Regions from separate parts of the Homo sapiens genome. Here region 1 is linked to region 2. Evidence: chromatin loops called from intact Hi-C (ENCODE). Cell type or tissue: gastrocnemius medialis. All regions are shown on one strand. Links, peaks and the distances in the headings refer to the core of each region. The heading gives the core; the rest is flanking DNA. Region 1 has its middle 3.2 kb from the start of NR3C2. Region 2 overlaps ARHGAP10 (Rho GTPase activating protein 10).

Evidence for each region. Hi-C counts contacts between places; a loop is a spot of excess contacts. Peaks named below come from ENCODE experiments on the same cell type or tissue, not always from the same donor. Only the 100,000 strongest peaks of a DNase experiment are listed, where the experiment ranks them.
Region 1: a loop joins it to region 2, with 5 times the contacts of the local background. A loop is called at or near these places in 2 of 110 quality-filtered maps.

The regions. Positions count from the first base shown.
Region 1 is chr4:148,444,119-148,447,021 of GRCh38, forward strand. It overlaps a transcript of NR3C2 not described here. Among named protein-coding and RNA genes, the nearest start is that of NR3C2, 3.2 kb to the left of the region's middle. RefSeq lists an enhancer at 430-519 and silencers at 680-729, 1,490-1,629. In gastrocnemius medialis, for the core only: a CTCF peak has its summit at 1,252; DNase peaks (open chromatin) are centred at 473, 1,223 and 1,553; H3K4me3 peaks cover 1,896 bases; H3K27ac peaks cover 2,133 bases.
Region 2 is chr4:147,828,299-147,831,201 of GRCh38, forward strand. All of the region lies in intron 3 of ARHGAP10 (Rho GTPase activating protein 10), which reads left to right. Among named protein-coding and RNA genes, the nearest start is that of MIR4799, 47 kb to the left of the region's middle. In gastrocnemius medialis, for the core only: no CTCF peak of the experiment used is centred there; DNase peaks (open chromatin) are centred at 173, 1,333, 1,723 and 2,000; H3K27ac peaks cover 2,500 bases.

The DNA.
Region 1 (2,903 bases), core at 258-2,757, 620 kb after region 2:
GGCGGCGGGCGGGAGCAAGGGGAGTCCCGGACCTAGAGCCTGGGCACGCGAGGCGGCGGCGGCTCCGCAAGCGTTGCCGAATTATTCATTATTAAAGGAATGGACGTGTCTCTTTTACTAAGTTTTTATCTCCTTTGAGGAGGGCCGGTCTTGCCCTGGATCTCAGCTTCTTGCAAAATCTAGGTTAGAACCGTGCAGGGGCAGCCGCCGCGATCACTCGCCCGCCACCCAGCACCCTTGCCCCAGGGCCGCCAGCGGGCAACTCGTCTCCTGCCCGCATCCCACCTCCGCTCGCCAACCCGCGCCCTCTGCCCTGGGCGCGCAACCTGCCTTGCCCGGGGCCGCCCCTGCGCTCTCCGGACCCCCTCTCGCCGCTGTCAGCGCAAAGTGACTGTCGCTGCACTCACCTTTTCTAGGACATGGTGGGGAGGCTGGGGCGGGGGAAGGGGAACGGCTAGACTCCCGCCGCCGCTGCTGCCGCCGCCACCAGCAAGTCCAATATTGGCTGATCGGCGGTGAGGATGGAGAGGATGATAATCCCGGCAGTGGCAGTCGCCCTGCTGACGGTGGGTAGAGCAATAGTGCTGTTACCCTACAAGAGGCGGCGAGGCAGCGGCGCCAAATCGCGCAGAGGGGGACGCGGGCACCCGCCCGCCCCCAGCGGCGGCGGCCGGGCCTCTGGCGGGCCCCTCTCCCGGGGCTGCGCGTCCGCTCGGCGTTGACAGCGGCGTCCCTGGGAGCCGGGAAGTCCGGCAGGAGGATCCCGCGCCCGCCGCTCCGCAGCGCCACTCTCCGCGCCCCCTCCCCGGGCCCTGGGTGGCCGGTGACAGCTCCGGCGGCCGAGCGCGTGTGTGAGGGGGCGGTCGCAGGGGGAGCCTGCGCCCCCCTCCCCGGGTCACGCCCTCACGAGCGGGAGGAGGCGGCACCGCGTCCGGCCACCCGCGGGTGGGAAACGGGCAGGGGCGCCGGCAGCCGCCCTCCCACTACGGCCACTGACAACCTGGAGGCCAAAGGAAAACTGAGCCCAAATGCACGCACCCCCTTCAGCCCTGCCCGCAGCCCTCCAAAGTCCGGCCCTGACCTCGCGCCCGGCTTCAGGTGCAGTTCCCACCTGCGGGGGGAGGCGAGGGCTGGGGACCTCGCGCGGGGGGCGGGAGGGAAAAGTTTTCTTTTCCTGCTCCTCGGCTGCCCACCCCGCCAGGCTGCTCCTCTCCCCGCCCCTCTCGGGCTCGCCGCGCCTCTGCCCCACCCCCGCCGTGGGGGGGCGCCGAGGAGGGAGCGGGCGTCTGTGCGCGGAGGCGTGCGGGGAGCTGGCTGGGGCGCTGCGGTCGCGACCGGTCCCCTCGCTCTGACGGCGGCTCAGACGCCCGCGGAGGCGGCTCGGCGGGGCAAGCCGAGGAAGGGGCCGAGAGCCGGGACCCCTCCTCCTCCGCTCGCGGCGCGCCGCGCGCCCCCGCGTCTCCTGGCGCGCCCCCGCGCCCTCGTGCCCGCTCGGGCAGACACCTACGCAGACGCGAAAGTGAAAGGGGGGCGACTGGGCCCGGCAGGCGGGCGGCCGGCGGCGCGCGGGCACGCGGCAGGGGACAGAGGATGGATGGGTGAACCCGGATCCCGGGATTCTCCCGCGCCCGCTGCCCCTCTGCGGAGCCTCCCCGGAGTCCCACGCCCCCACCCCGGCCACGGAGATCACCACGTCAGGAGATATGTATGCGTGTGCATGTGTGTGCGCGCGTGTTCACGCGCGTGTGCGAGGTACGCTTCTGCCCCAGACTCTTCCCCCGCACCGTTACACACACCCTTAGATGGAAGATTGGGGGTTTGGGAGGGGGGAGAAGTGTGAGTGTCACTACCAGTTAACCGGCTCCCCTGCTGTGGTCCCTTTTGACTCAGTTAAACCCCACCAACTGACCACACACACACCCCTTTTCTGGCTTAACACTCCTTTTTCTGCAGGCTCTATTGCCCCCTTCCACCCCCGCCCTTCTTTGGGTTCTTTCCCGTTTTATTCCTAAATAGCTGTGAAAGTTGCTAATCCCTTCCCACATAGACCCGTGTTAAACACCGAGGTGCCCTGTTAAAACAATCACTGCCTTTCTCCTTCCACATTCCCACTGTCCTGACAGCGAGCTTCCCATTGCCTCCATCACCTACACAGTTTTGGCACGACTCGGTTCTTAGCTGGCTCAAGGTAACAATTTGGCCTCTAGTAAAACAACCTTTTGGCTTTTCTTATTTGTAGGAAAGGCTTCTAGGTTCATATTTACTGCATTCTTAAGGTATATCTTAAGATGGTGATCAAGAAAATATTTACGTATCAGATATTTTGAAAAATAACATTCAGTGAGTTTTAAAAAGAACCATTTGGAAGTGTACTGATGTCTGCAAACTAATTTGGAAGTGCGTGCATCAAAAATAAAATGCAGCAACATTGGTGGATTGATAAAATGGACAGAAGGATGGATAGATATGTGATAAAACATGTTGATAATGCAATATTAATAGTAGAATATAAGTGCTAAGTATACAGGTGTTCACTGTAAAGTTCCTTCAGCTTTTTTGTGTGTTTGAAATTTTTCATAACACAATGTTGGATAAAAAGAACCCCCCCACTTAAGGTAACCTATATAATGTAAATTGTTTCCAAAACTTACAAATTGGGCATTGATTATTGTTTCCTCCTTTACAAAATGATTTTCTATAACAATTCTTAAGCTAGGTACTCCCACCACTATTTTAATCAATGATTTCAATTAAGGACAATTTGATCAAATTAGGGTGTACAGTGGGGTTATTATAACTGCAACATTTTAGAAATTTATAAGGTTTCTTCCTGTGTTTCTTTTGTCCATTTTATACATACACACACACACACACACATACACACACACACACAAACTGTTCTC
Region 2 (2,903 bases), core at 121-2,620:
GAGACTTTAGGTTTTAAGGGATAAAGTCATCTGTGTGTATGCTCAGCAATCCCTGTTGGTTTTGAGCCACCAGTTATATAAGTTCATACGCCTCATCTCTATGCTTAAATAGGCTGTATTAAGTATACAGTTCAACAAATAGTGTGTGCCTGCCACATGCCAAGCACTGTGCCACATGCTATAAAGATAAAGACATAAGTAGTGATTCATCCATTGGAGGAGATGGCTGAAAGAAGGCATGTAATTTCCAACATGCTTCGTGGTAATCAAGTGATTGAGAAATTCAGGGAAGGCATCTTGGAGAGGTGATATCTGGGCTGAGTTGAAGGATGAGCCTTAGCTATGTCTGGTTTCCTCCTTGAGGGGAAACTGTTGAAATTTCGAAAAGAGGGAAGGATATGTTTGCATAGCCCCTTCCTTTCCCCCCTACAATGTCCAGCTTTGTTCCTACTAAAGTGAATTGTTGGAGAGAGAAGTAGAGCAATTGCCAGTCTAAGAAAAAAAGTCAGTGTTTCCCTCCACACTCAAAGAAGTGTAATTTCTATGAATACACATGCCTCACCCTTTAAAAAGTCAAGATAGTTTTTTTTTTTTTTGAGATGGAGTTTCGTTCTTGTTGCCCAGGCTGGAGTACAGTGGCATGATCTCAGCTCAGCTGCAACTTCTGGCTCCCAGGTTCAAGCGATTTTCCTGCCTCAGCCTCCCCAGTAGCTGGGATTACAGGCACCTGCCACCATGCCTGGCTAATTTTTTTGTATTTTTTTTTTTTTTGAGATGGAGTCTTGCTCTGTTGCCCAGGCTGGAGTGCAGTGGTGTGATCTCAGCTCACTGCACCCCTGCCTCCTGGGTTCAAGCGATTCTCCTGCCTCAGCCTCCCGAGTAGCTGGAACTACACGCGGGTGCCACTATGTCCGGCTAATTTTTTTTGTATTTTTAGTAGAGACAGGGTTTCACCGTGGTAGCCAGGTTGGTCTCGATCTCCTGACCTTGTGATCTTCCTGCCTCGACCCCCCCATCGTGCTGGGATTACAGGTGTGAGCCACCGCGCCCAGCCAATTTGTTGTATTTTTAGTAGACATGAGGTTTCACCATGTTGGGCAGGCTGGTCTCAAACTCCTGACCTCGGGTGATCCACCCGCCTCGATCTCTGAAAGTGCTGGGATTACAGATGTGAGCCACCGCGCCCGGCCAGGACAGTGTTTTTGAGTGAGTAGTTTTTGCTGATCATGTTGCCACCCTTGACTCTGGAGGTGAAGAACTCAACCTGGGGAGTCAGATCTGATACAGTTAGTGGCTGCAACTGCTCTACTCACTTCTGCGCGTGTTCTCAGAGGAAAGGGCTGTGTGGTGTGTTGCTGCCAGAATTCCAGAGATGTTCTCTCTGGCATGGCAGGACATGTTGTACTTATCTGAGGTGGGCAGCTGTCCAGGAATCTAAGGACTTTTAAAATAGTGCTGTAGTGTTTATGTTGTTCTTTTAAAAGCCCTTCATATTGCGTTTACTTCTCTACATGTATTCTTTTATCAGATCATTGAGTTTCATCCCTAGCCTAAAATGGTTGCCCAGTTTCTCAGGATTCTGGCAAATAAGGGCAATTGGTTGAGACCCAGAGGTTCAGGAAAACTGCGGGGAAGCGGGAGTGCCAGGAGAGAGAAGGTGGAGCTTGCCTGATGGTGCACAAAAGGTGCCTGAGATGGAGCTGTTCCGCCTCCCTCTCATCCTGGGGGTGCTGGGGGCAGACTGGGCTGCTAAGGAGATGTGAGGAAGTGTCTTGTCCACGGCTGCACCCCTTTCCCCATTTGGGCAGGAAAGCCCTTTGCCTATGCAGACTCTTCAGGCTTTTGAGACCCTTTTCTTTTTCTGTTGTTTTTCTCTACCACAGACTTTACCCTTGTGAAAATACCAGGCCAGGGATCACTTCCTGGGTGACCTGCCCTGACCTTTTGCCCCTATAGGGAAGGTACTAAGCTGCTGCATACCAAAGGCTTTTGTTAGCATTTAGATGGTCGGTCACAGGCAAGACGTGATGCCTGCTCTCTCAGCCCTGGCCTGTGCTTTACTGCACCCCCTTCTCATCATCCTTTCATGCTCTCAAATCTCCTCCATAAGTTTTTGGACTTTTGACACGGATTTTTGTTCCAAACTATTAGGTTGGTACAAAAGTAATTGCGGTTTTTGCCACTTTTTTTTTAAATGGTCAAAACCACAATTCCTTTTTTTTTTTTTTTTTTTTTTTGATGGGGGGAGCCTTGCTTTGTCTCCCAGGCTGAAGTGCAGTGGTGGGATCTTGGCTCACTGCAACCTCTGCCTCTCATGTTCAAGTGATTATCCTGCTTCAGCCTCTTGAGCAGCTGGGACTATAGGCACTTGCTACCACACCCAGCTAATTTTTGTATTTTTAGTAGAGACGGGGTTTCACCTTGTTGGCCAGGCTGGGCTCGAACTCGTGATCTCACGTGATCTGTGCGAATTGGTCTGCCAAAGTGTTGGGATTACAGATGTGAGCCACCGCACCCAGTTGAAACCACAGTTAACTTTTGCACTTACCTAAATATTTTTTAAAAAGTGTTTCAGAGTATTACTAAAAGAATGTATGATGGTTAAAATGAGTTAAATGCATTCCACCTTTTAGGAGCAAATATGCTATTCTTTCTTTAGTATGCCCTAGGGCACTTGTCATCAAAGTATGGTCCCTGGTCCAGCATCACTTTAGGAACGTGCAAGAAATGCACATTCTCAGGCCCACCCCAGAACTCTACTGAGTCAGAAACTCTGTCAGCTGGTCTTTCATGAAACTCTCCAGGTGATTCTGAAGCAGGCTGAAATCAGAGCTACTGGCTTAGGGTGCTAGTGAAATCTTGGCTGGCAATCCTTTCCTTAGGGTTAGATCTGTCTGGACGTT